Linked DNA regions of Homo sapiens: all the other regions are linked to region 4. The links are chromatin loops, found by intact Hi-C in ENCODE. Cell type or tissue: heart right ventricle. All regions are shown on one strand. Links, peaks and the distances in the headings refer to the core of each region. The heading gives the core; the rest is flanking DNA. Region 1 overlaps C11orf96 (chromosome 11 open reading frame 96). Region 2 has its middle 45 kb from the start of C11orf96. Region 3 overlaps ALKBH3 (alkB homolog 3, alpha-ketoglutarate dependent dioxygenase). Region 4 has its middle 10 kb from the start of ACCSL.

Region 1 (7,974 bases), core at 1,253-6,252, 90 kb after region 4:
TTGGTTGACTCAGGATTGCTTTTCCACAATGTCATAAAAATGGTTTTTACCAGATGCTTTTCCCAGGGATAACAAGGGTCTTCAACTTTCCAAACTACAATATGTGTACCCTTCCTGCATGCAGGAAAATCTCTAAGTCAATGCCTTATGTTTTAGAGTTTTTGTCAAGACAGCACCACACTACCAGGATTGTACTAATTTCTGCTTATTTGTGGTAGGGAAAGGCTGCTAAAGACATCCAACAAGGATTCAGTGGCTCAGAGAATACAGAAGTGTGCACCCTCAGCTGTGATAGTCCAAGGTGATCACTCCTGACTCACAGGCTGTTCGGCTCCACAAGGTCATTCAGGGATCTGGGATCCTTCCATCTTGTTTCTCTGGCATCCCCTAGGCCATTGGGCTTGTGGGCTTGATCATCCCGCTGGGTTGTAGGCACATCCCTGTGCCCCCTTGTGGGAAGGAGAAAGAGAATACCGGTAGGGAGGGACTGGTACACCCACTATCTTAAGACCACACAAGAGAATCTGGGATGTATACATTGGCTGCATGCCCTGGAGGAAGGGAAAAATCAATGTTGGTGAAAAATTAGCACTCTACCACGGGACTGGGAGCTGAATGGCGAGATGGCCTTTATGAGTCAATATGCCTTTGGCATAGACAGACTGAAAGGATGAGAGTCTATGTGGGAGTCCCTCACCCACTTGCCCTTGTGAACCCAAAATATCTCTGAGACAAGTCTCAATCAATTTAGAAAGTTTCCTTTGCCAAGGTTAAGGACATGCCCGTGACACAGCCTTAGGAGGTTCTGACAACATGTGGCCAAGGTGGTCAGGGCACAGGTTGGTTTTATACATTTTAGGGAGATATGAGACATCAATCAATATGTGTAAGATGTACATTGGTTCCATCCAGAATGTGGAACAACTCGAAGGTGGGGGCTTCCGGGTCATAGGTAGATAAGAGACAAATGTTGCATTCTTTTGAGTCCTTGATCAGCCTTTCACTGAATACACAATGTAGTCTGGCTCAGTGAATCTGCATTTTTACATAAACAATAAGGCAGAGGAAAGAATCAGATATGCATTTGTCTCAGTTGAGCAGAGGAATGACTTTCAATGTAAACTATCAGCTCACATTGCCAATCAGCTCACATCAGCTCAATTCAACAGAATTGTTTTAGGGTAAAGATCTTGAGGCCCTTCCTCGAGGGCAAATTGTGAGGGAGGTAAGTATGTTTTGTTGTTGTTGTTGTTGTTGTTGTTGTTTGTTTGTTTTTTTTGAGATGGAGTCTTGCTTTGTCACCCAGGCTGGAGTGCAGTGGTGCGATCTTGGCTCACTGCAACCTCCACCTTCGGGGTTCAAGCAACTCTCCTGTCTCAGCCTCCCAAGTAGCTGGGATTACAGGCGTGTGCCACCATGCCCAGCTAATTTTTGTATTATTAGTAGAGATGGGGTTTCACCATGTTGGCCAGGCTGGTCTCGAACTCCTGACCTCAAGTGATCCACCTGCCTCAGCCTCCCAAAGTCCTGGGATTACAGGCGTGAGCCACCATGCCCGGCCAGTAAGTAACTTTTTAATCTTTGTAGCTATCTGATTTAGAAATAAAATAGAAGGCAGGTTTGCCTGACATAGTTCCCAGCTTGGCTTTCCCTTTGGCTTAGTGACTTTGGGGTCCCAAGATTTCTTTTCCTTTCATACCTTATAGGTACACAGAGGCCACTCTGTGCTTATTCCCCATGCAGAGATGCAGGCCCAGCAGACCGTTGTAACACAGATCTGTTTGGTAAAATTTGCTATCTCCCTGCAGTTCTTCCCAAAATGGTGCCCACCACCCTCCCCTGTGCCAAGAAGGCATGGAAGCACCAGGAAGCTGCTGGGAGTTGGAGGGGGGTGCCAGCCCAGGTTCTCCAGGAAGCAGACACCATGATGGGATGAAATGTGCGAGGATCTGAAAAGGAGTCATGCCTGTGTGCAGTCACACAGAAGGAGCTGGGAAGACTGGGAGGGCCTGCAGGCCACTATGCAAATCTGGCCCTGAGAGTGGTTGTCCATCAATCATGCTGCAGGCTCAAACAGCTTCAGCAGAGCCATTAGGGAATCTCTGAACCAAAGACCACAACAAAGAAATCTCATATCTCCCAAGCACAGTTCTGCCTCAGTATTCCAGCTATGCATATGTTTGCAGGGAGCAGCCCCTAGGGGGGTTCAGCCTCAGTCAAAGAAGGCAATAGATTCAAACCCAGAGCACCTGCTGGTCAGTTACACTCCCTGTAGCAGGAGAGCTGCCAAGCCCAGTCTCATGGCTGTGCCACAGGGGGTTACAGTGAGAAGTAACTCACACCTGTAATCTCATCACTTTGGGAGGCTGAGGTGGGAGGGTTGCTTGAGCCCAGGAGTTCAAGACCAGCCTGTGCCATATAGGGAGACCCCATCTCAACAAAAAATTTAAAAAATAGTCAAGTGTGGTGGTGCATGCCTCTAGTGCTGACTACTCAGGAAGCTGAAGTGGGAGGATCACTTGAGCCTGGGAAGCAGAGGTTGCAGTGAGCCAAGATTGCTCCACTGCGCTCCAGCCTGGGTGACAGAGGGAGATTCTGTCTCAAATAAATAAATAAATAAATAAAGGGTTGCAACCCAGCTCACCCCTGACTATCTGTGTAGCATTGGTCAAGAAAATTAACCCCTCTGAGCTTCAGTTTTCTCACCTGTAAAATGCCTGAGAAACTTTATCAGGATGAAAGTAGAGTGTTGATCGGAGGTGCTCACTGAATGGTGGCCTTTATCCCCTCTGCTATTTTTCCAGAGGCCAAAGGGCCTAAGGCCTACCCCAAATGTGCTTCAGGAGGGAGAGCTGAAGTCCATAGCTGACCTCAATTCCCTGGGCTCATGGGCAGCCCTTCCCTCTAGAGCCCTGCCACACAGTGGGCTGCAAAAGCCAAGATGGCTTTTAAATCAGCAAAAGGAACTCTCTGCTAAACATCTCCCCCAGGGCCAGAGAGAAATGTTTAGCTGGCTGTTGGCCAGAGCTGGGATGGCCACCTATTACCTCTGCCTGGTCTGGGCTCCAGCCTGTTTGAAAACTCATCACCCAGGCTAGGACTGCAGGCTGAAGCCCAGGCAGGGAGGGGAAGGACAGAGGTGACTCCTTGGACAGGCCTATAAATCCAGCCAGCTGGGCAGTCATCCACCCACCCAGCTCATGCCTGCTCCACAGCTCTTTCAGATGCCCGGGCTCCTGTCTTCTCTCTCCTCTGAGCCCCATTATCCAGGAACCCTTCTTCCTATTCTCCTTCCCTCCTTCCTACCCCTGTGGGTCTCTCTCTCTCCCTCTCTCTCTCTCTCTCTCTCTCTCTTTCACTGTCTCAGTGTCTCTCCATCTCCCAGGGGGGCCTTTATCCTTCTGTCTCTCAACATCCAACATCCTCTGGCTCCTGATCCTATTCCCCTGCATCTCTTTCTCTTTCCATTGCCTTCTCTCTGTCACTGAGTTTTCCTGTCTCCCTGAGGGACCTCCTTCCTCTCCACCTCTTTCTGACTCTTGCTCTCTCTTGCTCCTTCATTGTATGTCTTGCCCACTCTTCCCTCCTCTTCTAATATCTGGCCCAGCCCAGCCGGCCCCAGCCTGCCTCTCCTTGGAGCTGCGTGCCACCTTGGAATGCCTGTGAGCACAGGGAGGAGCTGAGCCCCCGCCGTTGCATAGGGGCCTGGTAGGACCTCTGATATGATTTGGATGTTTGTCCCCTCCAAATTTCATGTTGAAATGTGACCCCCAGTGTTGGAGGCGGGGCCTGGTCAGAAGCGTTTGGGTCATAAGGGTGGATCCGTCATGAATGGCTAGTGCCCTCCCCACGGCAATGTGTGAGTTCTCCCTCTGTTGGTTCACGGGAGAGCTGCTTGCTTAAAAGACTCTGGCCTCCCTCTTGCTCCCTCTCTGGCCATGTGACATGCCTGCTCCCCCTCCACCTTCCACCATGAGTGGAAGCTTCTCAAGGCCTCACCAGAAGAAGATGTTGGTGCCATGCTTGTATAGCCTGCAGAACTGTGAGCCAAATAATTCTCTTTCCTTTACAAATTACCTAGCTCAGATATTCCCTTATAGCAACACAGAACGGACTAACACAAGCTCCCTACCCTCCAGTCTGCCCTCCTTCCTCTGTGCAGGGCAGAGATGTTCAGAACCAGAGAGCAACCCCCATGTAGCCCATGGGCCATGGCTTTCCAGGACCAGCCTGATCCCTCTAATACTGCAGCATCCCAAACTCCCTCCCTCTGCCTCTCTGGGACACGGCTTCTATCAGGCTTCTCTCCACATCAACCCTTAGAACTACCCGTTTGTGGGAAAACTAAGAAACTGGGACAAATAAGACATCACTTTTATACTAAATAGTGGGGCATTCACTTAATTAAATATGGAGTATCTATTCAATAGAATTTATGAAAAGCTATGATGTGGATCGATGCATACTGATACTAAATGCAAATCCAATTAATTTAAAAAGCAGGTTGAAAAATAGCATGTAGAATACAAACTCATTTGGTAAAAGAAAATAAACATGCATATATAGGCATCACCTCCAAAATGTTAACTTATTTATCTCTGGGTGGTGGGAATATGACTGACTTGTTTTGTATTATAATAAACAAATATTTCTAGGGCAATAAAAAATTACAAGAATAACTTAAAAAACGAACCAGGGCCAGGCATGGTGGCTCACGCCTGTAATCCCAGCACTTTGGGAAGCCGTGGAGGGCAGGTCACTTGAGGTCAGGAGTTCAAGACCAGCCTGGCCAACATGGTGAAACTTATCTCTACTAAAAATATAAAAGTTAGCTGGGCATGGTGGCTACTACTCACAGGCATGCCTGTGATCTCAGCTACTCGGGAGGCTGAGGCAGGAGAATCGCTTGAACCTGGGAGGCAGAGGTTGCAGTGAACTGAGATCATGTCTCTGCACTCCAGCCTGGGTGACAGAGTGAGACTCCATCTCAAAACAAACAAACAAACAACAACAACAAAACAGAAGCAGGCAAGATAGGAATGGATTTTCCTCAGCACCTCTTTATTCATTTCAACCCAAACATTTCAGAAGCACCTACTCAGTGCTGGGCCTGCCCACAGCTGAGCAGGGAATATGGTCCCCTCAATAACCTCTGTTGTTGGCTGGGGTAACCCAAGGAGACCCTTCAGGTAGGGGCTGAAGGCAGCAGGAGGTTCTTTTTGTTTGTTTGTTGTTTCTGTTTTTTCAGACAGGGTCTCACTCTGTCACCCACACTGGAGTGCAGTGCCGCAATTACTGCTCACTGCAGCCTCCACCTCCCTGGGCTCAGGTGATCCTCTCCCCTCAGCCTCCTGAATAGCTGGGAACACAGGTGTGCACCACCACGTCCGGCTAATTTTTTTTTTTTTTTTTTGTAGAGATAGGATTTCACCATGTTGCCCAGGCTGGTCTCGAACTCCTGGGCTCAAGCGATCTGCCCACCTAGGCCTCCCAAAGTACTGGGATTACAGGCGTGAACCACTGCCCGGCTGAGAAGGAGGTTCTTCCGCGAGAGAAGGCTATGCAGAGGGGAGGATCTCAGGCCTGAAGGGTCTAGAAGCCCACTGGAAGGTCTTCCAGACACTTGGGACATCTAGCTCCTGAAGAGTAGAAAGAGGAGCTGCTGCCGAAGAGGTAAGACAGAGAGAGGGGCACAGGATGTGGAGTCCGCCCCTCTGTCCTCAGGGAGTTTCTTTGGAGAGAGAAGAGAATGAGGCTGGGCTCAGAGGAAGTTCCTCCCACTCCGTGGAGCTCAAACTAGTCCAGTGGTGGCAGCTGCCCTGGCTGGAATAAAGCATCGACCCACAGTGGCCTCACATCTCTGAGGCCTTTGCAGGTTAAGAGTCTCCTGCCATGATACCCCACCACAGTGGAACCCGTTGTTGGGCCAGCGTGTTCTCAGGGACTGGGACACGGGCCAAATACTACAGCCACCAAGGCCATAGCCTGTGCTCTCTCTGAGCCGAGGGAAGAACACCCTCTCCGGCCCTGTAGTTCCATTTTTGTTTCTTTGTTTCGTTTCCTCTGCTGTCTTCTCCAGAGCTCTGCGCTGCAGCTGAGAGACTGGGTATCTCCTAGAGATTCCTGACCCCCACGCACCAGCCCCACCACCAGAGGGCGCCCGAGCACAGAGACGCCGCAACCGGAGCAGGAGCCCTAAACCTGTCAGGGTGGGTCAGCCCTGGAGTAATCCTGGAGGGAGGGTCTGGGAGAGGGCCCCAGTGTGGGGACCTGCCCGGCTCAACCAAATGTAGTTTGTTACCTTGGTGGCCATCTGCAGCCAGGTGGCCCTGCCACACTGCTAAACCAGAGGATTTAGGAAGCAGACAGGGATTCGGGAAGTGGCTGAAGAGCACTGGAAAGACAAACTCCTGCGGTGCAAGAGTCCTGGACCAGGAGTGCGGAGAACTGGGGGCGCTCCTCTCCCTGTTACCCTAGGCTTGTTTTCTCATATGTAAACAAAGGCAGGGGCGGGGAGAAGGGAAGGACTCGATGGTACCCAGGTGCCCTTCAGGCTCTAACCAAAGACATGCCCCACCCTCCTGGAGGAACCCTGCGGAGCGCAGAGAACGGCTGGAGACATAGCGGCCGCGGTTTTCCCCGCAGCGCAGGAGCGCCAGGCACTGCGCTGGGTCAACTGCGGTCAGGGAGTCACCTGCCCGCGACAGCGAGCGCGCACCCACACTCTCGACCAACCCAGGCTGGCCTCCAGCCCACTCTCGGGTCCCAACGCCCAAACATCTCGCATTGCTGGCTCCGACATCTCCCCACCCGCCGCCAGGAATCAGCGCAGAGGGAGATGCGTCTTCTGTGGCGGGTGCGGGGCGAGGACCCTGACCCCAGCTCTGGGAAGTGAACTGTACGGAGGAGAGAGCTCTCCATCGTCAGCTCTGCCTCCGCCCCTCCTGCGGCTTCACTTCAGCCCGGATGCCGGCGATGGGGAATAGACCAGGGACGCAGGAGCACACTGGACCGGGGGTGGATCCACTTGGGGAGGCAGGCAACCGACCCGCGCACCGGTGGCGCAACCTCGTTCCGGTGACCGAAGCTTGTGGAGGTAGCTCCACTCCCGGCTCCCTGGTCCGACATCCCCCTGCCACCTCCTCCCCCACCTCCCCGAGTCTTGGGAGCCTGGACCCCGAAGGTGCAAAAAGTCAAGAGCCTGGAAAACTGCACTGTGCAAATATATTGACTTTATTTGTCTCCTTTCAGGAGCCTCACAGACATATCCAGGTAAAAAGATCGTTAAATAAATGCCTTCAGCCATCGCAATGCAAAAATAAATATCAATCCTCCAGACGCAGTAGCAGCCGCGCTGCGCCCAAAGTCCCAACGGCCACGCCTAACAATTATAAAAGTGTTCAGCGAGAGTGTTGGCGTGAGTGTGAATGGGTGTGCGCTGGGGGGCACGGTGGAGCGGTGTGCAAAATCGGAGTTGCAAACCATCGGACAAGGGCATGGAGTGGCTACCCGCCGCCGACTCAGCGCGGGCGCGCCTCCCCGCACACACTCACAGCAGAGTTCGCACTGGGAAGAGTTAAAAAATAAACATTTACAAGGACGAGGAAAGCGGCCCCGCTCCCGGCGCTCCCGGGCCAGGGCGAGCGCGGCGAGGGGCGCACCGACCGGTTCGCAGCGGGGCGGGAGTCCGAGCGCGCGAGGAGCGGCGGTCCCGGGTCCTTGCGGGTCCCCCGGGAGCAGGGCGCGGGCACTCTCGGGGTTCACACGCCGGTCCCCGCGCGGACCGCGGACGCGCGCGTCCCCCCCGCGGGCGGCGCCCCTTACAGGGCCGAGTCGGAGTCGCTGGAGTCCAGGCTGTTCCTCAGTTTGCAGCTGCTGAGCTGCTCCCGCTGCAGCGACAGGCTCTGCGTGCTGCGGCGCAGGCACTCCAGGCTCTGCAGGAACGACTTCTTGGCCTTCTCCTCCTCCATGGGG
Region 2 (7,974 bases), core at 1,030-6,029, 49 kb after region 4:
ACTTAGGAATTGAATGACACCATCCTCACTGTTCTCATTCTAGAGCTACCACCTGGGAAATATTTCATACACTTTGTGTGTGCAGCTGTGTGCCCATGAGGCAGGTTTCTGTGATCTCATTTTGCAGATGACAAAATGGAGGCTGCAAGAGATTAGGAAGTTGTCCAAGTCCACCCAGTAGCAGGAATGGCATTTAAATCCACTGGAATACAAGCTTCAGACTTTGCATAGGGCACTGCCATATCCCAGTGCTCAGAACAGGGCCTGGCATGTAGTAAGCCCTCAATAAATATTTGTTGAGTGAATGAATGAATCTCTCTGACTCCAAAACCCTGTGACACTAATCAGACTTTTTTTTTTTTCTTTTTTGAGACACAGTCTCACTCTGTTGCCCAGGCTAGAGTGCAGTGGCATGATCTGGGCTCACTGTAGCCTCTGCTACCCGGGTTCAAGTGATTCTCCTGCCTCAGCCTCCCAAGTAGCTGGGATTACAGGCACCTGTCACCATACCTGGATAATTTTTGCATTTTTAGTAGAGGCAGGATTTTACTCTGCTGGCCAGGCTGGTCTTGAACTCTTGACCTCAAGTGATCCACCCACCTCGGCCTCCCAAAGTGCTGTGATTACGGTGTGAGCCACGGCACACCCCTGGCTTTAGTGGGGTGGAAGAAAGAGATGGCGAAACCAGTGAGAAGCATTCTGCAGTGCACCAGGAGCGGCTAAAGGAGGACAGAAATCTAGGAGGCAGAAGCAATCCCAAAGAATTGGAGTGGGTGGAATGTGTTGACCAATTTGATAACAAGACCTAGCATTAATTGAGCAGTTGCTATGTGCCAGAGCTATGGTCTAAATGCATCTCCCCAAATTCATATGTTGAAACTTAATCACCAATGTGATAGTATTAAGAGGAGGGGCTTTTAGGGGGTATTAAGGCATGAGGGTTCCACTTCATGAATGGGATTAGAGCCCTCAGAAGGGGCTGAAGAGATGAGAATTCTTCCCTTCTACCTCGCGAGGAAACGGTAAGAAGGCACCATCTATGACCCACAGAAAACAGGCCCTTACCAGACACTAAATCTGTTTGTATCTTGATGTTGGACTTCCCAGCCTCCAGAACAATGAGACATAAATTACTATGATTTATAAATTACCCAGTCTAAGGTATTTTGTTGCAGCAGCAGAACGGACTAAGATAGCCAGGCAACGTCCTAAGCACTCTGTCAGTGTTAACTATTATCTCTTCCCCACAAACCAATGAAGTAGGTAGGTGCTCTCCTGATCTCCACTTCACAGGCAAGTAAATTAAGGCACAGAGAGGTGAGAGGTTACAGATCTGGTAAGTGATAGAGGTGGGACTCAAAGCCAGGCATGCTGGGGTCAGGGCTCTGGGAAGGGAGGAGTAAGGGAGAGGGAGGAATCATGGGTGGCTGCTAAGTTTCTGGCATGGCGACTGACAGCATGTGGGGCCACCACTTCCTCTGCTGACCTGGAACTCAGACAAGGCAGGCCACAAGCCAGGGGCTGCCTGACCTCTTGGCGGGGCCGCCAGCGTTCTGGGTGGCCCTTTCTCTCTGCAGGACCCTGAGGAGGCTCTGGAGGAAGCTGTGTGGAGAGTGTGGAAGACTCCACCCCCAACCCCTGCAGTAAGCTGGAGATGCTGGCAGCCACCAACAGCAAGGCTCTGCAGCAAAGGGACCTGGATGTGGTGGGACAGCTCACTGGCTCCTCCATAGTGCAGAGAAGTGGAAAGTCCTCTGCCCCAAATCCCCTGTGAAAGCCTGATCTCCACCCCTGCTGGGTGGGGGCCATGGTGCCTGGGCTGGGAACCAGGATATGGGGATTTATGGGGTCCAGACCACGAGGAAGGGAAGGGCTGGGAGTGAGGGGCAGAGGAAGGCCAAGGTCAGGCCCTCTGAGCCTGTCCTGTAAGCAGAGACCTGCAGTAACCACATGGCCCCAGGCAGGAAAGGAAACAGGAGGCTTCTCAAAATAGACCAGGAGCGTGCAGCTCTGTTGCATTTCCCAGCTCCCACCATCTGGCCAAGCCTAGGCAGGAAGGCAGGCGGGGGAGGGGAGATCCGTGGAGGGCTCCGACTGTCTGCAACCCACCTCTCACCCAGACCTTCCCCTGTTCCTCTTCTGTTGACTCTGTGGCATCATTGCCAGGCCAGATCGTCATCATCTCACAGGTGAGAAAACTGAGGCTCAGAGAGGTAAAGTGACTGGTCCAAGGCCACACAGCTGATGAGCGGCAGAGCTGAACCCAGCGCTGAGCCTCCCCACACAGCAGCTTGAGGCCTGGCCACAAAGTCTGCAGCCTGCACATGCCCTAAACGCCACTGTTAGTCCCCTGCCTTTTGGCTGAATCTGACCTTAGACCAGCTCCCCGTGAAGAAAACCGAGTTTGTGATTCACCAGTTAGAACCCAGGGAGGACCAATCTTTCGCACTGTCACACCTGCCTTTTGGCTGCGGGTGAGGACCACAGCAGTAGGAAGTTTGGGGAGAAGGGTGTGGTGGCATGTACCTATAGTCCCAGCTACTCTAGAGGCCGAGGAGAGAGGATTGCTTGAGCCCAGGAGCTCAAGTCCAGCCCAGACCCTGTCTCCAAAAAAAAAAAAAAAAAAAAAAAAAGAAGAGAGAATCAGCAGACAGAAATGGTCTCCTAGGATTAGAGGAATTTAAGAGCAATCATCCTGTTTTGCAGCCTCTTGCCCTGCAGCCTGTTTCTTCCTAAACCCTGTGTGGAACCGAGTGGCCTGCTTGCTTAAGTAGGTGACAGACCCTGACAGACCCCAGCAGCTTAGTGATAAGCCTGAGTGAACTTTCCTTATTACCACGCTAAAGTCTCTGCCCTGGGAGAAGCTGTAGCTTTATTATTCTAACATTCGGCCTGTGTGCTGGCAAAATGACTCACTGCATCTACGCCACCGAGACCCCCTTCTACATGCGATGATGCAACCTCTCCCCTCTCCATGGCTCCGTAACACCCTCCTGTCACCTTCCCTCTAGAAGACACTGTTTTGGAGAATATTCCCAGGGAGCTCCTTACTTGCGCCAAGTAATAAAACGCCTATTGATCAAAACCTGAGTTCTGATGAAGAGTTATTTGTTACTCACCAGGCAAACGAACCCCCGTGTTTTGGAGGTAACACGAAGGGTAAGGGAGAGTGGTGTGGGCACTCCAGGCAGGCCCTGCCAGGGTTCCCCCTAGCGGGGGAACAGAGATCCCTAACAGCTAACAGGGAGTGAGTTGTTCACACCCTAGTATGAATTAGTTTTGTAAACTACTGTCCCTAAAAGCAGAGAGGAGACTTTCCAGTGAGAGGATCAAGTTCACAGAAGAAAGGGTCCACCTCATGGTGGAGCTGAGGCTAGGGCATCAGGGACATTCATCCTTCCTGTGGGGGTGGGAAAAAGCAGCTCTAACCCCTGGGACTGAAACCATTTTCCATGCAGATTCTTTCAGGGTCTGTCAGTTCTTGGCCCAGGAAAATTCCCTGCGGGGGGGTGGGGGAAGAAGCATTGTCTGAAATGCCCGAAAGGAAAAATCTTCTCTGCCTGCCAAACGCACATTATTGTTCCCACCACATCCCAGCCACAGACCAACTTCTGTCGGGATTCCACCCTGCCTTGGCCTTGACCCCCCCGAGCGCTGGATTATACTGGGAAGAGATTCGGGCTGTGTTGGGAAGTCGGCCAGGTCTCCGGCTCTGTGATGCCTCCTCCTCCTTTCACCGGGTAGAAACAGTCACTGGACCTGGCCTGGATGACCGCTGTGGCTCAGAGGGAGGCAGAGCCAGCCAGGGAGTGGGGGAGGTGCTGTGGGGGAGGCTTGGGGGACTGGTGACCCAGATTCCACTTCCTGTCCTGCTTCCCTCCATTCCCAGACAGCAGCTGCAGCTGGACACTGACCACAGGCCAAAGGATACCTAGCGCCAACTTCTTGCTAGAAGCAGCGACTGGGGCTTCCCTAGGCTCTGAGTCAGCCACCCTGCAGCCCCGTCCCCCGCCACACCTTCCCACCTGGGCCACGGAAGCTGCCGTTTCTGAAAGGAGGAGTCTGGAAATTCCTCCATCTGGTCCAGACACTCCCACTTTCCAAAGGAACAAACGGAGGCCCAGAAGGAGGCAGAGACCTGTCCAAAGCTACCAGAGTGGGTTGGTGGCAGGGGCCACCACCTGGACCCAGGTCTTCTAACTTCAGGTTCTCAGAAGATTCCGTAGGTATCTGTTGAATAAATGGATGGATGGAAGGATGGACAAAGGGATGGAAATCCTGATGGGCGTGTCCCTACAACAGTGACAGGGGAGTCAAGGATCCATTGCTTGTTCTTCTTGAAGAAGACTCGGGGGTGGGGGGCAGGTCACTGGGGAGAGCAGCCAGGGTCCCAGGCCCCGCTGTGCCACACCATGCCAGTACTTGGAGTGGGGGAATTGCTAGAACTTACTTTCCAGAGTCCTGGAATCACACTGTCTCTGGCTCTTTCTAAGGAGCTCTTGCTTTCACCTCTTCTGGGATGGAGGTGGTGAGGGAGCACTCACCATCATCTCATTAACAAAAGTTTATTGGGGTGTCTCATACACTGAATCTAGAATTTGCACCGCAAACCCTGTAGACAAGCTCCCTGCACTTATGGGGGAGACAAACAGCCAATGAGCAAATAAAGGATTATCCCAGTTGACAAACTCATGTGATGCAGGCAAACGTTGAGATGCCTTTGGTGGAGAGAAGGGCTGGGTCTTCATTGTCTCTCTGAGAAAGTGACATTTAGGCTGATCCCAGAAAATAAGAAGGAAACCAGCCCAGTAAAGTTCCAGGGAAACAGTTTTTCCAGGCAGAGGAGACAGCAGGTGCAAGAGCCCTGGAGTGAGCAAGAGCTCAGCATTGTCATCAAAGAATGGCCACAGTGGGTGGCTGGAGCACCCTGAGGGGGCAGAGGGAGGCCCCGGGAGAGGTCTGTGAGGCTGGCCAGGGCCAGGTAACCCAGGGCTTCGTGACCAGCATGTAAAGCCCGGGTCTTACTCTGAGATCTGTGCCAAGCCAGAGAAGGGTTGTAAGCAAGAGGGTTGCTGGAATCCAGTTTTATGTTTGAAGATCATATTTTCCTTTAAAAAGAGTGGGTGGGGGGTGGGGGTGGGGTGGGAGAAAAAGACAGCAGGGAGACAGGTTAGGAAGCGCTGGCAATGGTCATGATGAGAGATGATGTCACCTGAAGGGTGGCAGTGTTGGTGAAAGAAGCGTACCCTTTATAGAGAGCTTTTAGGTGGTGGAAATGATGGGGCTTGCTGAAGGAATTGATGGCTGTGAGAGAAGGGGAAGAGGAATGGCACCCACGTCTCTGGCTCTCCGATACCCATAAATGCCATTTAATAAGACTGGGGAGGGTGACATGGAATGCTCGGCTTTGGATGAGTTCAGTTGGAGATGCCTTTATTTTTATTTATTTGTTTGTTTGTTTATTATATATATTTTTTGAGACAGAGTCTCACGCTGTCGCCCAGGCTGGAGTTCAGTGGGATTACAGGCATACTCCCCACCATGCCCAGCTAATTTTTGTATTTTTATAGAGATGAGTTTTCGTCATGTTGGCCAGGCTGGTCTCGAACTCTTGACCTCAGGTGATCCGCCGGCCCAAAGTACAGGCGTGAGCCACTGCGCCCAGCCTGAGATGTCTTTAGACATCCAAGGGGAAATGTTAAGAAGGCGGTTGGATATTAATAATGGTGACAATGATCATGATAATCATCTACTATTTGTATTTCTCTTTTCCTGTTTGCCATGTACCCTCTCACCAGACCGTGCCCCTCAAGGGCAGAGACTGAGCCGGATTTTGCTCATAACCCCATTCTCAGCATTTAGCCCAGTGCTGTCCTGGGGCCTGGTGGGCAGGGCAGAGGGGAGAAGACATGATAATTATTTGTCAGATAAACAACTGAATGGGCAGAAGCCACTGTGCAGACTGAGAAGGAAGAACAGCTCCTCCTACCACAGCAACAGATCCTGCCTAAGAAAATGGTCCAGGCTGGGTTTCTGGGAACGTCAGCCCATGGCCTCGGCTCTCCCATCTCTCTCTTTGGTCTCCTCTCCCTGTCTGCCTGCCAGCTTCCTGCCAGGAAACACAGCCCCCAGGTATTAATCATTAACTAACATCACCTCTCACACTGGAGGTACACTTCCCTTCTCAAAACACTTTGCCTTCCATTATCTTGAATGGTCCTTGAAACCACACTGGGAGGGGGGCGGAGGCAGCGTCCAATGCTCAGGACAGGAAAAGAGGCTCTGAGAAAGGGAGAAAGCACTCCAGGTACTGGTGCAGCCAGGAGGGAACCTGGGTCTCCTGCCACCCTGCCTCTCGTGGATTTGCTAAGTGCCCCTTTTAGCCCTGCAGTTCTCCGAGTTTCCCTCCAACTCGAAGGTCCCTGGGATCCAGCTCTGAACTCTACCCAGGAGGATCTAAAGGCTGTGATATGAAGGTCCCCTTCCCCAGCCCTCCCTGGCATACTGCCCCTGCCCAGGGCCACTCCTCTGGTGGCCTCGAAGAGCCCCTGGCCATTTCCCAGCAGCCTCTGCTCCGTCCAGCAGACACATGCCACCTGCTCTCCGCATCTAGACCCTTAGAACAATTTCCCCTCTGCTGGGCAAGGCTGTGACAGGAAAGGGACAGGACCTGACCCCTGTTTGGGAAACCAATTGTGCAACATTGTCCTACGAGGGGAAGCATGTGGCCAACGGGAAAGGCAGCCTGAAGAAGCCAGGGCTTTCTTTGAAATGAACATCTTGGCAAGATCCACAGAGAAATGTCCTTTCGGACGCCACAAACTCTGGGTCACTGCTAATTTATTCTGAGCCTGGTTGCAGTGTCTGGTCCCAGCATTCCTGGATTCAGAGCCCGGCTAGGTCATTGTCAAGCATATGTGGAGTTGCAGGGCAGAGGATAACCTGCACTCCCATCTTCTGTTTGTACCCAGAGGAGGTGTGATCCCATAGTCCATTCATCTGGGTCTCCTCTCCCTAGGCCAGCAAATAACACATTCTCAGCAGCAGGTAAAAGTTATTTTGAAACAAGTCTAAGTAAAGCAGATAATGGGACAGAAAGGTGAGGGAGAGATTTTAATGGTATAGCTACACAAAGCATTTTTTTTTCTTACAACCTAAGGTGATTCTGAAGATAATGAAATCATTGCATCATTATTTGGAATGAGTGCACAATAATGGCCACGTGTAGTGGACACCTACCACATGCCAGAGACAAGGCTGGGAATTTTATATACATTATGTCTCATCTCACAGCGTCTTTGCAAGGCAGTTTTTTTTTTCTTTTATATGGAGTCTCGCTCTGTCACCCAGGCTGGAGTGAAGTGGCACGATCTTGGCTCACTGCAACCTCTGCCTCCCAGGTTCAAGTGATTCTCCTGCCTCAGCCGCCCAAGTACCTGGGACTTACAGGTGTGCACCACCATGCCTGGCTAATTTTTGTATTTTCAGTAGAGAGGGGGTTTCACCATGTTGGCCAGGCTAGTCTTGAACTCCTGACCTCAAGTGATCTGCCTGCCTCAGCCTCCCAAAGTCCTGAGATTATAGGTGTGAGCCACAGCGCCCGGCCTGACAGATTTCTTATCAGTTTCACAGATGAGGGAATTGGGGCTCCAAGGAGGTCACATAACCCCCACCACCATGCCTCCACCCCCCTACCCCACCCCCACCCAAGCCATAGGCAGTGGTTTGAGGAGCTGGAATCCAAACCAGGTCTGTTAGATTCTCCCCTGCCCTCCACCAGGTCCCTCATGATTCTGTTGATGGAAGGCAATATTTAACAAGTGACTCACAAAGTGACTTGGGTGTAATACCTCGATCTGTTCAGTGCGTTCCTTAGAAAGCTCCTCATGATCTCAATGCAATCATTCTCTGGTTCCCATCTCCCCTTACAGCACAGAGCACCAATTTCGTTCCTACCCTTGCCCTTCAGGTATA
Region 3 (7,974 bases), core at 1,254-6,253, 150 kb after region 4:
TCTGAGAGGTCGGGGTGTGGCCGATAATCACAACTATTAAAGGAAGCTGAGGCAGGAGGAGCACTTGAGCCCAGGTGTTCAACACCAGCCTGGGCAACATAACAAGACCCTATATCTAAATTTAAAATGAACATAAATAAAAATCTGAGAAAGGGTAGCTCTTTTTTGTTCAAGACAGTATATAAATGAACTAAATATATCACCAATAAAGGCAAAGTTATGAGCCAGCCAAATCTGAATTAAAGAATTCTAATTTGACCACATTATGTTGTCCAGGCTGGTTATGAACTCCTGGCCTCAAGCAATCCTTCCACCTTGACCTCCCAAAGTGTTGGGATTATAGACATGAGCCACCACACCTGGACTATTTTATTGTTACAGAAAAAAAGATTCTCTAGGTATATTTGTCTAAAATAACAAGATTGGAACCAAAACATGGGGTAGAATTATCAAGAATTTTAATATTCTTCCTGTTTATGTGCAGTTTCTAAATTTTCAATAAGCACATACTACCAACATTTAAAAAAAAGGATTGTCATAAATTATTTTGAAGAGTTGTCAAAATGTTCCCAAAATGTCGGACAATAAGAGGCTACTTTACTCAGCAGATCCTGTGTTTATTCCCACTGGTTCTTAACCAGGGGCAATTTTGCCCCCCCAGATGTTTAACAATGTCTTGAGTTGGTTTTGGTTGTCACAGCTGGGTGAGGGGTGCCACTGACATCTAACAGGTGGAGGTCATGCATACTGGTAAACATCCTACAATGCAAGGGATAGACCCACAAGAAAGAATTATCCAGCCCAAAATGGCAATACTACTGAGGTTGAGAAATCTTGTTTTAAAAGATTAACTAGAATGAATGAGAAAGAACTTCCCCACAGCCCATTTAATCCTCAAATTCTCTGCTATGACTACTGACAAGAAGATAAATTAACTCTGACAGAAACAAGGAAAGCAGGCTATGTTGGACTGGCCTAATTCTATTATCTCCACGTTTCAAAATCAACCTCAGATATAAAGGGTCTCGGCACTTCCCTGGCTCACATTCTAAATGCAGCCCTTGAAACCAAAGCATGCAGCTATCTCCTTACGTGAAAAGGCCATGTTCCCTCAGTCAATGTTTTCTCCCTGAAATTTTAGTAAAGTGGTAGCTTGCAATTACAAATTTCTAGAAGCTCTGAAATGTGTCACATTTCTGTGTATCCCAATGCCATAAGCAAAACTCCATTTTCTTCAAAGTCTCTTTCAATAAAACATAACATTATTTGCCAAAGGCAAGATTCCAGGAACTAAACAGGGAGCTATTTCTTGGACCTTAACTCTATCCCCTGGATGAGCTTAATTTATATACTAGAATATCTTCATCTACTTTCATGGAAATTTTTTAAAAGCAAAAGCAGCAGCAGAAACAAGCCAAAGCAAAATCAGACGGAAGTCTGAGAACTGCAGCCATAGAATAAATACAAAGTTAACAAGAAAAACATCAGATTTTTTTTCACAAATAGCAAAAGAGCCTGAGAAACAGAAAAAGGCATATTGACCTCACTCGTCAGTCATAAGGACTCAGCCCCACAGCAAATGCATACCAGGGTGTACACAGAAGGAATACAGCTAGAAAAGCTTGGGAAAGAGGGATATTAGGAGAAGAAATAGTTCATTTTCCTGAAATGCTAGACTCTGGTTCAGTTTACTCTAGTTCTAGTTTTTTCTCATCCTCTAGCACATGAAGGATGACAAGCACAAAGACTCAATGTTTCAACCCAGAGAGGTTTTTTGAACTAGGAACCAGCATGAATCTCTGCAAGGTAATTTGTTGTTATTTTATAGCACTCAACACATAGTATATAGTCTATAAAACCATACCAATGACAATATGTTGACATACGTGAGGATTTGGTTCCATAGTGATTCTTGAATAAGTGTAAGGAAGTTCTCCATACCATGCTGTAAGTCTTGGTTGCTGATAAGTTATATCTAAGAAAGAAAATACAGGCCTTTGAAATGGTTTAATGCTATTTAAGGTGTTACTACTGAGTGCCAACTTTGTGCCTTGCAATGTGCTATGAGAAATACAAAAGAAAAGTAAGAATGGGCTGTGACCCAAAGTTCCACCTTCACAGAAGATATGGGACTTTGCAAGTAGAATGGACAAGAGAAACCACTATGTTGGCAGACACCACATGGGCAAAGGCTCTGAGATGAGAATGTGGGTGACTTGCTTGTATTAGTGATGACATAAACAAGAGAGGGCAAAGAGTCACACTGGGGAACAGTGGGGCTCAGACTAGGGACGGTCTCAAAAAGCAGAATATGGAGACTGAACCCCTGTCTGCAGAAATTTGTGGCACCAACATCCATGTGAGAAACAAGACAAACTGCTCATTCATGTGTGCAATGTTGTGTAAACCTTTTTGATTCAAGGGAGGAAAAAGTGCCCTGACCAACTGTGGCATGCAGCTGATTTTCATCAGAAGGCTTTGATGTTCCAATTTAGAGAAGCAGTTATCCATAGATCTACTCTTTTTCCCATAACTGGTATCAGCCACAACAATAAGAACAATAATAATAATAATAATAGCAGCAGCTAATACTCACTGAAGGCTTACTATGTACCAGGCAATCTCATGCGTTATCTCATTGTATTAACACAACCACCTTATAAGAAAGACATTGTTATTAATTTAATTTTACTGATAAGAAAACCAGGGATCAGAGAGTTACTTAACTGTAATTTGCTTAAAATTAACAACTACTTTGAATGAAAGAGCCAACAATCAAAGCCATGTCTGTCACCAAAAGCCCTGCTGCAGAAACTGTGGGAGTTGAGAGAAGGCTGTCCTGAAGGCTGAGAGAAAGCTGACTCCTATTCTGATGCATGAGTAACAAAAATGAAGCCAGTACAGTTGGTCTTTCATATCTGTGGGTTCCACATCCACCATGGATCAAAAATACTCAAACCATGGATCAAAAATACTCAAAAAATATATAAAAATTACAAATAACAATACCACAATAAAAAACAGTATAACAACTATTTACATAGCACTTACATCGTATTAGGTATTATAAGTGATCTAGAGATGATTTAAAGGATACTAGAGGATGTGCATAGGTTATATGCACATACTATGATAGTTATTTTATTTTTTTTTGAGACGGAGTCTCACTCTATTACCAGGCTGGAGTGCAGTGGCGCGATCTCGGCTCACTGCAACCTCTGCCTCCCGGATTCAAGCAATTCTCCTGCCTCAGCCTCCCGAGTAGCTGGGACTACAGGTGCGCACCACCATGCCTGGCTAATTTTTGTATTGTTAGTAGAGATGGGGTTTCATCATGTTAGCCAGGATGGTCTCGATCTCCTGACCTCATGATCCACCTGCCTCGGCCTCCCAAAGTGCTGGGATTACAGGCGTAAGCCACCACGCCCAGCCACTATGATAGTTTTTATGAAAGGATTTGAGCATACATGAATTTCAGTATCCACAGGGAACAATCCCCTGTGGATACTGAGGGACAACTATATATACTTTGCCTCTTTACAGAAAATTTAAATTCACTCAATGTGCCAGAAAAAAATTCGATGCTAGAGTACAGACGCCCCCAAGTGACCGCCTGTGGTATAACAGGCACTGTTGGCTTGTGGATGCCCGCAGAGATTCAGGTTCCAACTCAGGTAACAAACTGCCGTGTCACTTTTACAAGCTCAGGAGAGTACAGATGCTGAAGCTAGAGGAGACTGGACTCTTCTGGCAAAAGTTAAAGAAGAATACAAAGTCAGCAAGGAGTGTGAAAGAATGTATGCAAAATAGGATAAGAAAAAAAGAAAGCTCTGTAATTTTCTATGAAGAAAGGAAAAAGTTGGCACCATTTGAAGCAAGTCAGTGAACAAACACAAAAGGAGATAAGTATGTCAGCCATAGTTCAGCCAACCAAATTTCCTTTGGTTCCTTGAACTCTCACCTCTATCCTCCTGCCATGTTCTCTCTGATCTCTGGGCCTTCCACCTGCTGTTTCTCCTGCCTGGAATACTCTTCCCTGTCCTTTTTGGCTAATTCTACTTTCTTAGGATCTCAGGTTTTGAATTTCTGTTTAAGACTAGCTTTGGTGAGCAGAAGTGATGGTACTAGGAAACATTCCAGAGAGGGAGAACACGCAGCACCAACTGTGACCTCTGGGATCTACTTACCCTCTCTGATGCCAGTCCTCTGTTTCCAGGGAACATCTTGACAAAGCTGTTCCAATATCCAGTCAGCTTCTTTCACGTCAACAAAGCCAGGATACAAACAGACCCTGGGTGCAGAATGAACATTGTTAACCAAAAAACATGGAAAAGATAAGTTAGACTCTAAATGTTAGTGGAAACAGTTAATCTGGATGCAGCCTCTAATGGGTACATGAAATCATCTTACCACAGCTCCCACAGCAAGCAGAGCCTAACATCACCCAGGTCATGAGGCTCCAGATATAAAATAAACTCCTTTCATGTTGGGACAAATAAAAGAGGCAATGAAGGATAAAGGGATGATAGGTGAGGGCTTTTATAGATCATAATTCAAACAGTATTTCAGTACTGCTTAGCTGTGAAACCCTGGGCAAGTTACTGAACCTCTCTGAACTTTGGTTTTCTCATCTGTAACCTGAGATGACATCAACCTCATAGATTCACTGTGAAGAGTAAATAGAATAATAAGTCCAGGCACAGTGGCTCAAGCCTGTAATCCCAGCACTTTGGGAGGCTCAAGCGGGTGGATCACCTGAGGTCAGGAGTTCGAGACCAGCCTGACCAACATGGTGAAACCCCGTCTACCAAAAATACAAAATCAGCTGGGCGTGGTGGCGCATGCCTGTAGTTCCAACTACTTGGGAGGCTAAGGCAGGAGAATCGCTTGAACCCGGGGGTGGAGGTTGCAGTGAGCTGAGATGACACCATTGCACTCTAGCCTGGGCTACAACAGCAAAACTCCATCTCGAAAAAAGAAAAAAAAAAGAATAACTAATAAAATGCCTGGCCCTGTTTTATTTAAACAATTGGTAGTCTTCTGAGACTATGCTAATTCTAGGAAAAGCTACAGCTCATTATGACTGTATCAAAATAAACACAGCTAATGAGGGTTCTTTCTCCCACTGAATATGTGTTTATTTCAACAATGCCAACGCAGCTCAAAATAATTTTGGATATCTTTCTTAAGATACCTTCTGAAAGCCCACGGAAGATTCTCTTAAACTGCCTTGGTAGCAAATCTTCACTCTTTGAAGGTGCATCTGATTTTGTGAAAGAGCCAAAGCTTACCTGAAGCCGTATCTAGTTAACAATGAGATATGACCAAAACAATAAAACTGGTTTTCTTGAGTGACTTGCTTTAAAATAACAGTTCCAAAAAAGGTTATAACCATGGCAGAGCCATTGTTCCAGCAGAAGCTCCTCTGAAGAAATTCATCTAGATGTGTAAGTTCTATTTGTTTTAAATGTCTCATTATTTTATAGTGACAATTAGTATACTCATGCATTAAGGCGATGTTAATGTTTCAATGTTTTTAAATGTTTTTAAAACAATGACTAATGCCTAATATACCCTAAATAGTATATGCTTTAACTACTGAAATCTATCCTAGGCCACGTATGGTGGCTTACGCCTGTAATCCCAGCACTTTGGGAGGCCAAGGCGGGCAGATCACTTGAGCCCAGGAGTTCAAGGCCAGCCTGGGCAACATGGCGAAACCCCATCACTAACAAACAAACAAACAAAAATACAAAATTAGCCAGGTGTGGTGGCGCACACCTGTAATCCCAGCTACTCGGAGGCTGAAGTGGGAGGGTGGCTTGAGCCCAGGAGGCAGAAGTTGCAATGAGCTGAGATCGTGCCACTGCACCCCAGCCTAGGTGACAGAGCCAGACCCTGTCTCAAAAACAGAAAGACTGCCAGGCGCAGTGGCTCATGCCTGTAATCCCAGCACTTTGGGAGGCCAAGGCAGGTGGATCACGAGGTCAAGAGATCGAGACCATGCTGAATAACACGGTGAAACCTCGTCTCTACTAAAAATACAAAAAAAAAAAAAAATTAGCTGGGCATGGTGGCACGTGCCTGTAGTCCCAGCTACTCGGGAGGCTGAGGCAGAAGAATGGCGTGAACCCTGGAGGCGGAGCTTGCAGTGAGTGGAGATCACGCCACTGCACTCCAGCTTGAGTGACAGAGTGAGACTCTGTCTCAAAACACAAAACAAAAAAAAACAAAAAAAGAAATTTACCCTAGTGTAGCAATTTGTAACATTATACACAATAATCTACAATATGTAATATACATGAAGTATAATAATATAATGTAGCACTCACAGCACAGAAGTCCAGGCTAGGCGCAATTCTAATGTCAAGTTATTATGTGGCACTAAGAAAAAATATTCAGGCCAGACGTGGTGGCTCACACCTGTAATCCCAGCACTTTGAGAGGCTAAGGTGGGGCAGGTGGATCACCTGAGGTCAGGAGTTCGAGACCAGCCTGACCAACATGATGAAACCCCATCTCTATTAAAAATACGAAAAAAGTAGCCAGGCTTGGTGGCACATGCCTGTAATCCCAGCTACTTGGGAGGCTGAGGCAGGAGAATCTCTTGAACCCAGGAGGTAGAGGTTACAGTGAGCCAAGATAGCACCATTGCACTCCAGCCTGGGCAACAAAAGCAAAACTCTGTCTCAAAAAGAAAAAAATATTCAATCTTCCTAGGTCTCATTTCCTCATCTAAAAAACTTGGGAAATAGCAGCTACTATATCTGACAGAAAGGTTAGGAACTATACCTGAAAATATTTTGATGCTAGAAATACTAATAAAAAGGAGATATTATCAAATTTTTGCTCCCCAAGAATTTAAGGGGCAGAAGTTACCTATTTGAAATAAGGGAGTAGACTTTTTTAAACTTTAAGTTTGGGGTACATATGCAGGTTTGTTATATAGGTACGCTTTTGTCATAGGGGTTTGTTATACAGATTATTTCATCACCCAGGTGTTAAGTCTAGTGCCCATTAGTTATTTTTCCTGTTCCTCTCCCTCCTCCCACCCTCCACCCACCGACAAGCCCCAGTGTCTATTGTTCCCTTCTGTGTGTCCCTGTGTTCTCATCATTCGGCTCCCACTTACAAGTGAGAACATGCAGTATTTGGTTTTCTGTTCCCACGTTAGTTTGCTGATGATAAAGATCTCTAGTTCCATCCATGTTCCCGCAAAGGACATGCTTTCATTCCTTTTAATGGCTGCATAGTATTCCATAATGTATATGTACTACATTTTCTTTCTCTAGGGGAGTAAACTATTTTAAGAGACTATAACTCAGTGATAATTACGGTCACTTCTTGTGAGGATTTGCTTACCTAGATACACCTGTGGGTGACAGGCTGATTTCATACACACCCTCTCTGCTAAAGAAACAAAGGAAACAGACTTGTTAGTTTGAGGCAAAACAATATGCTATACCCAGTGGAAGAGTTATCCTTCTGAACTGCCAAAGTCCTGGCTCACCAAAGTCATTTAGTTATGAGAGAGGCATAATCCCCACCTTCTTCTACCACTGAGAAGATCATGGTATATCATTAATGGCACTGGAATGGAACTGTGACAGTATCAGGCCATGGAGACAAAAACTGGGATAAAATCAATTCTGATTCTACTCCTTTATATTTTACCCATAATTGAGGCAGATATGGTCCAGGAATCTATTGCACAAAGAGGTTTCAAATAGAGCACTCCTCTGGAGAATGTGGAATAGGGGATACATTTAACAGGCAGCAAGCACATCTCAGGGCTCTGGGCTTCTGTTGCTTTCAGAGATACACATCTGATGAGGTTCCTCTTCTGATTAAAATCCTTCAATGGCACCCCAAAACTGCATTCAAGGTCCTCATAATGTAGCTCTATCTTCTGACAGCTCCCATAAACTCATCATCCTCCAGCAGCAATCAACTGCTTGGAATCTCCTGAATACA
Region 4 (7,974 bases), core at 1,860-6,859:
TTTCAACCTATCCTAGAGGTTCAAATATAAGGACCAAAAATGGAAAACCTCAACAAAAGGGTTTAGCAGGCAATTAGATATAGCTAAAAAGAAAATTAGTAATCTGGAAGAAAAGGCTGGTCACTTAGCTAAAAAGTGAGCCTAATGACTACCTAGCTGACCCATTCAAGTAGTTTCATTTTCACTTAACCCTAACAACTGCTGTGAGGTAAGAATTATCCCCAACTTTCAGATGACACGGTTAAGGACATAATTCATTACAGTCCATTGAATTTAGCAAGGTCCCCAGATATGACCTGAATGATTATGAATGACGTAAACTATTCATGGGGGACATAGAATTCTCTGAACCACAATATTACCAAAGACAGCTAAAACATTATTCAAGCACTGCCTCAAGTCAGGCTCTGGTCTAGGTTCCTTATGTATTTTATGTTATTTAATTCTCAAAACAGTCCTATTAGGAGGGTACCATCATTAGACTCACTTTACAGGTGAGAAAACAGAGGCTCAATGAATCACACAAGATGGTACGAGTAGGACGTGGAAAGGGGAGCTTCAAACCCAAGTTGGTCAACCTCAGGCCCCATTGCCCTTATAAACATTCCTCCTTAAGGCCTCTCCCTGGAAGGGCGCACATACTCTCAAAGCTTGGCATTCACTTTTGGGGATCCATGAGCCACCTAAGTCCATGAGGGACCCTACCTCACTGGAGGCCCAGGAGCCCTAGGCATCACCGGGTCCAAAGTACCTCTCTCACTCTACATCCCACAGCTCACATTACCCTGCCACCAGCACTTACCTCTGTATCTGTTTTCACTCTTCTTTTCTCTGGCCTAGAAACTGACTGAGCAAACCATCATTGACTGTCAGCACTCAGGGACCTGCTCTGCCGCCCTCCTCACTGAATGTGTTTACCACTGTGGCCTGCATGTTCTGCTTGTAGGCACAAGGTGACTTTAGAGGTAATAATAAGATCCACCTTTTCCCATCCAGGGTGATCTTCCCCAGGAATTCCCTATTACCTAAAGTGGGCTTTCTTTGCCCCATTACAGAGAAAAGGCTTTGCAACGCCCACCCAGGGAGAACCACTCATTGAAGCCACGGTTCTCAAACTTTGGAGGGTATTGGCATCACCTGGAGAACTAATCAAGTGCTACAGGACCAGGCTCTTTGAAGTAGGCTAGGCCTGGGCCTACGTACTTTATCAAGACCACCAGGTGATTCTAATACTTACAAACTACTGAGAACTACTAGAGCAAGGGACTCCCAATTAAAACACAAATGAGCTACTGACTTTTCCCCATATCTGAGGAGGTCATGATTTGAGAACAAGCTGAAGTGGGTTAACCCAGGGCAGAAAAGACAACTTGGCAAGAAAGATCAGGAAGGAGACCCAGGAGAGCTGGATCCCAATCTGCCCAGGCCCCCCTGCCTGTGTGGCCTTGGCAAACCCACCTAGCCTTTCTGGTTTTCAGTTTCTCCTTGTTAAAGATGGCAGTAATGAAACCTACCTCCCCGAGGGTGGTATGAGGACTAGACGGGAGCAGATATGCTAAAGTGATAGGGCAGGTGGAACCGCCCATGACTATGTGCTGTGGGCTTGCCAGGCTTGCCCTGGGCAGCTAGCTGCTGTGCTGCTTTCTCTAGGGGTCTACACAGAAGCAAGGCCAAGGCAGCCTGTAGCCCCAGAATACTCTGCCTTGTGCCTCTTTGCAAACTTTAATGAGAGCTTGTTTAACACACAGGTGCCTGGGCTCCACATCAGTAGGATTCCAATTCAGTAGGTGTATAACTGAACCCAGGAATGTGCATTTTATTTATTTTTTATTTCCATAGGTTTTTGGGAAACAGGCTGTGTTTGGTTACATGAGTAAGTTCTTTAATGATGATTTGTGAGACTTTGGTGCACCCATCACCCAAGCAGTATACACTGAACTCAATTTATAGTCTTTTATCTCTCACCCCCTTCCCATCCTTTCCCCCCGAGTCCCCAAAATCAATTGTGTCATTTTTATGCTTTTGCATCCTCATAGCTTAGCTCCCACTTATTAGTGAGAACATACAATGTTTGGTTTTCCATTCCTGAGTTACTTCACTTAGAATAACAGTCTCCAATCCCATTCAGGTTGCTGTGATTGCCATTAATTCATTCCTTTTTTATGGCTGAGTGGTAGGAATCTGCTTTTTAAAACAAGCATGACAGGTGATTCTGGAAGACTCTTGGAAAGACAGTGCCATAGTAGATTCCACACCTAAAGGAAGCATTAGCTGTGGGCAGGCACCTTACCCCAGAGGGCAGGACCTCACATATCCCCCATCCTGTCCTGCACTGGGAGCCCATCTCCTCTGTCATTTGTTTATTCATTCCCCATTCATTAAAAACAAAACTAAAAACAATCCACCGGGCACCTATTAGATACCAAGTATTGTCTTAGACCCTGGGAGCATCAAAATGAAGAAATAAATCCCCTGACTTGAAGGAGCCCCAGAATAAACTTTCCAATGGAAAAGTCTGATCCCCTATTTCCTGTGCTCAAGATCCTTTGACAGTTCCCCTTCACCTTACAGAGACTGCAAATTCAAATACCTTCAGGGACACAGTGGCGACACAAGTACAATGCTGACTTAAGGAAAAGGGAGAGGTTGGGGAGGACATAGGCTAATGGAAGCCTGCCTATTCCTCCAATAGGCATTCAAAATTTTTTAAAAAGTAAGGCCAGCCAAGCAAAGTCATTTTGCCCGTTGATTTCAGCCCTGTAGCCATCATTTGCAAGCTCTTCAGTGTGGCAAATAGAGCTTTGGAATAATCAGTCACATCTAGCTCCCTACTCTCATCCTTTGCATTCCTCTCCCCCTCACTCTACCCTCTAACTCTACCCTCTAACAACCCAAATCATTGAGCCTCCTTAACTCTCCCAGCACACCAGGATTTCTTGTTCCCCCGGGCCTTTGCACATGCTGCCTCTCCACTGGAAAGCCCTGTCAGAGGCTTGCCCACTCTGCGCATTCCTGCTTATACTTCAAGTCTAAGCTCTTTTATCACCTCCTCCAAGGAGCCTTCCTCCTTAACTCCTCAGGCAGATAAAGGGACCCATGCCTATGTTCCCACATACTTTGTTCATGCCCTCTGTATAAAACACAACAGGTAGGCAGTGCTTTAGAGTCTTGGCTCTAACATGAATCCAGCGTCTGGGCTACTCTGTCCTCAGATACCTGCTTGGCTCACTCCCTCATCTCCTTCAAGGCTTTGCTCAAAGCTCACCTTCTCCCAGAGTCCTGCTATGACCACCTATTTAATTCTACAACCCGCTCCTCATGCTCACCACACTGCAGTTCCCCCTCCTCCATCCCACCTTTCATTTTTATAGCACTTTTCCCCTTCAAGCATACTATATAATGTACTCATTTATTACATGCATCGTTTATTTTCAGTCCCCTTCTCTAGAAGGTAAACTCCATGAGGGCAGAGGTCTTCAATTGCTTTGTTTACTGATATTTCTCAAACGCAAAGAAGGGTGGTTGGCCCATGGAAGAGCTCAATAATGTCTGTGAATGAATAAATGAATGACCAAGTGGATGGATGGATGGATGGATGGATGGATGGATGGATGCATGGATGGATGAATACCATAATGCAATTTTCTAAGGTCTGGGCCCCCTTCTGGTCTGTACACTATTCACGTTCTACCATAGTTCCAAGGCACACAGGGAGTTTTTAGTTAATATTTGTTGAATATTCATTTCTAACTAATCTTTCAATGACTGAAGACAAGAATGAAGAAATCAATCAGTTGCAGGCACCTTGTGAATGTTGACAGTAGAGTGAAGATTTACCCAGTGGAAAAACTTCACCTTCCACAGCCTGGGAGCCTCTCTGCTGCGGGCACCCTGACTACAGCAGCTGTAACACGGATTTGCCAAGAGGGGTCGCTAAACCCTTATTTTCTTGCCTAGTGCAGAAAACTCAGGCCAGCCAGCACTGCAGACTCAGAGAAGCAGCGGGTGAGAGGAGTATAGAAGAGGCCAGACAAGGAGCAGCCAGTGCGCCATCCGCGCGTGCGTGACCTCAGAAAGGCTGGGAGCAGGCAATTGCATCTCTTTTCTGACCCACTGCAACCGCTGGTGGCTCTTGGGATCTCTTAGTATTTCTGTTTTACAGACAGGACTCAGGGCTCAGAGAGGTTGGGTACCTTGGTCACTGTCACAACCAGAATCTAGTGATAGGATTAGAATCCAGAATTGGCAAATACGACTGTTCCTGCTACCACCCCTTTGGCATCTCTGCTCCAAAAGCAAACAAATTCCAAGTACAACATCTGGCATGGCCTAATTTAGAAGGCCTGTAGGTTCCAAGGTTGGGGAAAGGTGGAGGTAGGCAGTGGGAGATGGGGAAAGGAGGAGAATTCCTCTTCCAGGGACACTGACCCAGCTGCCCTCAGCTCTCCCCATCCCTCCAGATTGCATAACCTTTTCTCCCTTGACTTCAGTTCTCTGGGCTTCTAAGTGGTCACTGGCCTCATACAAACTCACTTTGGAGACAGCAGCCTGGAAGGCACAGAGGTGCAGCCAGTGGGAAGAGACTGCAAAAGGTCCCCAACCCATCAAGGAAACTGTGGTCCAGAGAGAGGTAGAGGAACCTACCTGGCAAGACCCTGGCCCGTCCATGCCAGAACCTGGGAATCTTTTTTTTTTTTTTTTTTTGAGCTGGTGTCTTGCTCTGTCACCCAGGCTGGAGTGCAGTGGGGCGATCTTGACTCACTGCATCCTTTGCCCCCAGGGTTCAAGCGATGCTCCTGCCTCAGCCTCCCAAGTAGCTGGGATTACATGTGTGCACCACCACACATGGGTAATTTTTGTATTTTTTGTAGAGACAGGGTTTTGCCATGTTGGCCAGGCTGGTCTCAAACTCCTGGCCTCAAGTGATCCACCTACCTTGGCCTCCTAAAGTGCTGGGATTGCAGGTGTGCACCACAGCACCTGGCATAGAACCTGGGAATCTGTAATACTGGGCCCTGGGTTCCATATAACGGGCCTCCCAACAATTCAATGAGGAACGTGTCCTTGGCCCCATTTTATAGGTAACAAAACTGAGGCCCAGCGAGGTTCCTCAATCTTGTCCAAGTTCATGCTACTTGCTTGGGCCTGACTGCAGACCTGTCTGAATCCAGGCCCAGAGTATTCTCTTCACAGATTCCTGGGCCACAGTGACAGGACCCTAACAATTCCTTTAGGTCTGGCCTGGTCTCTAGGTTGTATGAGGTGACCTGGAATGGGGATCCTGGGGAGGAGGAAGGTCACCATGTCGGGGTCCTAATGGCTCTTGCCCACTTTCCTCCAGCGGGGGCCGAAGGCCAGTTACCCAGTTGGTTGCTACCTGGTTGCCCCCTGGGGAACAGTCTGGCTCAAACCACTTACATTGCAGGGACTGTTTTTCAAAGGGCACTGAAGTTCTCCCCTTCTCCAGAAAAGTTCCCTGACTGCTCCAGCCCCCTCGGAACTTCAACTATTCTTTTCTTTCTTTCTTTTTTTTTTTTTTTTTTTTTTTTACACAGAGTCTCACTCTATGGCTCAGGCTGGAGTGCAATGGCGTGATCTCGGCTCACTGCAACCTCTACCTTCCAGGTTCAAGCAATTCTCCTGCCTCAGCCACTTCAGTAGCTAGGACTACAGGCATGCAGCACCATGCCTGGCTAATTTTTGTATTTTTAGTAGAGACAAGGTTTCACCATGTTGGCCAGGCTAGTCTCAAACTCCTGGCCTCAAGTGATCCGCCTGCCTCGCCCTCCCAAAGCGCTGAGATTACAGGCCTGAGCCACCGTGCCCTGCCCCTTCAGCTATTCTTTATGGTTCTAATGCCTCCCAGATATTCTCTGGCCTTAGCACTCAGACCCAGACTGTGAAGATCTTGAAGAGAGGAACTAATGCTTTACTCTGCTTCTTTCTCCCTTAAGCCCATGGTGGCTGAGCATACCGTAGATGCCAAGTAGCTGCTTTTTGTTTACTTGTTTACTGTTTACATGGGAAAACAGATCCAAAAACCAGCTCTCTGCTTTCCAGGGAATTTTTAACCACAGTTGAAAATGACATCTGTGTCCTGTTGGACAACAGAGAGGAAGGAATTAGCATTATTCATTCACTCAACAAGTATTTATTGAGCAACTGACATGCTAGACACTGCTCTAGGTGCTGGGAAGAGAGACGGCAACGAGACAGACACAACCCTCTTGCAATTTACCTAAAGCAGGTGACAGAAAATGAGCAACATATATAAATAAGTATAATGTAATTGGGTAAGTGCTGTGAAGAAAACTCAAGTTGGGTAGGATATTGAGAGCAAGAGGGGGTGCTATTTAGGTAGGATAGTTGGGCAAAGACCCACAGGAAGCAAAGGAGGAACCTACATGGATCTCTGGGGGAAGGAAGAATGTTCCAGGCAGAGGGAATGCCAAGTGCAAAGGCCCTGGGATAAGAGAGTGTATTTGCTGTAGTTGAGGAATGGATCTGCAAGATTTCATAAACCTGGATAGCCACTTTAGCTTTTACTATGAGCATGATGGGAAGATAATACAGGTGCTCTAGAGCTACTGTGTGAGTTACTCATTGCCTTGTGGAGCTGGCTAGAGGCCCCTGAACCACTCAGGGTGCCTGGGACTCTGTGAGGTTCATTCCCTGACTTAAAATTCACTTGTTCTCATTGCTAGAATGAAGCACCTGATATGGTTTGGGTATGTCCCCACCCAAATCTCATCTTGAATTGTAGCTCCCACAATTTCCACACTTCATAGGAGGCACCTGGTAGGAGGTAATTGAATCATGGGGATGGGTCTTTCCCATGCTGTTCTCATGATAGTGAATAAGTCTCATGAGATCTGATGGTTTTATAAAGGGGAATTTCCCTGTACAAGCTCTCTCTCTCTCTCTCTTGCTTGCCACCATGTAAGACATATTTTTTGCCTTCCACCATGATTGTGAGGCCTCCTCGGCCATGTGGAACTGTGAGTCCATTAAAACTCTTTTTCTTTATAAATTACTCAGTTTCAGGTATGTCTTTATCAGCAGCATGAAAACAGACTAATAGAGCATCCTTGCTCCTCAAAAGCTAAGGTCTTCATCGGGGTTTCCTGGAGCCCCAGAGCAATATGCTCAGCCAGGGGCCATGTCAAAATCACTGGGAAGCTTTTTTCCAAAAACAAATGCCAAGTCCCACCTGTGCCTCGCTGACCCAGTCTCTGGGGTGAGCTATGGGCTACACACTGCTCATGAAGACCCACAGTCCCAGATGGGGTGTGGGTGGACCCCCACCCTAAATTGTATCTACATGTACATGTGGTGTTAGGGGGATGATAATGACCACAGCTTGCATTAGACGCCCCCAAAGATGGAGAATCATATTCCAGGCAAACCAAATGGGGCTGCCACTGAAATGGCTGCACAATGACAGCCCAAGCCCGGCTGGGCTTGACCCCTCTCCCTCCAGTTCCTTTCCTTCCCACCCACTGCCCCCACCCCCATCCCTTCTGCCAATGTCTTCTTTCTCGGGCTCCTGCATCTCATTACTTTGCTTAGATGTATTTTGATGGCAGTGTCTCCCTTCCTTCCAGCACTTAGGATGCCACCAGCATCCAATACCTCTTCAAATATGAATAAGCTGTTTTCCTTGCCAGAGCTGCGGCTCAGTGAAGTCAGTCTTTTCTGGGCCCTTTCTGTTTACTCTCCCCCCAAACAAGGTCTTCCTGCTTCAGCTGTCAAAGAGGATTTTGTTCCAGTGACCCATTTCTCCCCCTGCCCAGGACTTGGTATCCTGCTTGGGACACAAAGAAAAGGGTTTTGTTTCATTTTCCATTGACACTATCTACCACTGTCACCCACATTTCAAATCCGAGGGGCCCCCTTTAAGAACTCTGGTGCTGTGGGGGAGATCAAATGACCTCAGCCCTGGGCATGCTGGGGGTGAGGAGGCTGGAGACAACA

The links. Peaks named below come from ENCODE experiments on the same cell type or tissue, not always from the same donor. Only the 100,000 strongest peaks of a DNase experiment are listed, where the experiment ranks them.
Region 1: a loop joins it to region 4, with 7 times the contacts of the local background. A loop is called at or near these places in 70 of 110 quality-filtered maps.
Region 2: it touches region 4 in a loop (2.2-fold over the local background); 43 of 110 quality-filtered maps call a loop at or near these places.
Region 3: it touches region 4 in a loop (12-fold over the local background); 96 of 110 quality-filtered maps call a loop at or near these places.

What each region holds. Positions count from the first base shown.
Region 1 is chr11:43,943,120-43,951,093 of GRCh38, reverse strand. C11orf96 (chromosome 11 open reading frame 96) reads right to left here. Exons shown (of 1, transcript NM_001145033.2): 1 at 7,216-7,974. The coding sequence ends at 7,821. It also overlaps a transcript of ACCSL not described here. Among named protein-coding and RNA genes, the nearest start is that of C11orf96, 4.5 kb to the right of the region's middle. RefSeq lists enhancers at 3,662-4,162, 6,172-7,000, 7,001-7,830. In heart right ventricle, for the core only: CTCF peaks have their summits at 3,878 and 6,163 (motif pointing right); a DNase peak (open chromatin) is centred at 6,153; H3K4me3 peaks cover 634 bases; H3K27ac peaks cover 2,547 bases.
Region 2 is chr11:43,983,466-43,991,439 of GRCh38, reverse strand. It overlaps a transcript of ACCSL not described here. Among named protein-coding and RNA genes, the nearest start is that of C11orf96, 45 kb to the right of the region's middle. In heart right ventricle, for the core only: CTCF peaks have their summits at 1,733 and 3,227 (motif pointing left); DNase peaks (open chromatin) are centred at 1,878, 2,008, 3,759, 4,152 and 1 weaker place; H3K4me3 peaks cover 613 bases; H3K27ac peaks cover 4,242 bases.
Region 3 is chr11:43,886,042-43,894,015 of GRCh38, reverse strand. It overlaps ALKBH3 (alkB homolog 3, alpha-ketoglutarate dependent dioxygenase), which reads right to left. Exons shown (of 10, transcript NM_139178.4): 5 at 7,363-7,410; 6 at 4,188-4,291; 7 at 1,887-1,975. Among named protein-coding and RNA genes, the nearest start is that of ALKBH3, 9.2 kb to the right of the region's middle. In heart right ventricle, for the core only: a CTCF peak has its summit at 3,613; a DNase peak (open chromatin) is centred at 3,615.
Region 4 is chr11:44,033,512-44,041,485 of GRCh38, reverse strand. It overlaps a transcript of ACCSL not described here. Among named protein-coding and RNA genes, the nearest start is that of ACCSL, 10 kb to the left of the region's middle. In heart right ventricle, for the core only: a CTCF peak has its summit at 3,925 (motif pointing right); a DNase peak (open chromatin) is centred at 3,975; H3K27ac peaks cover 502 bases.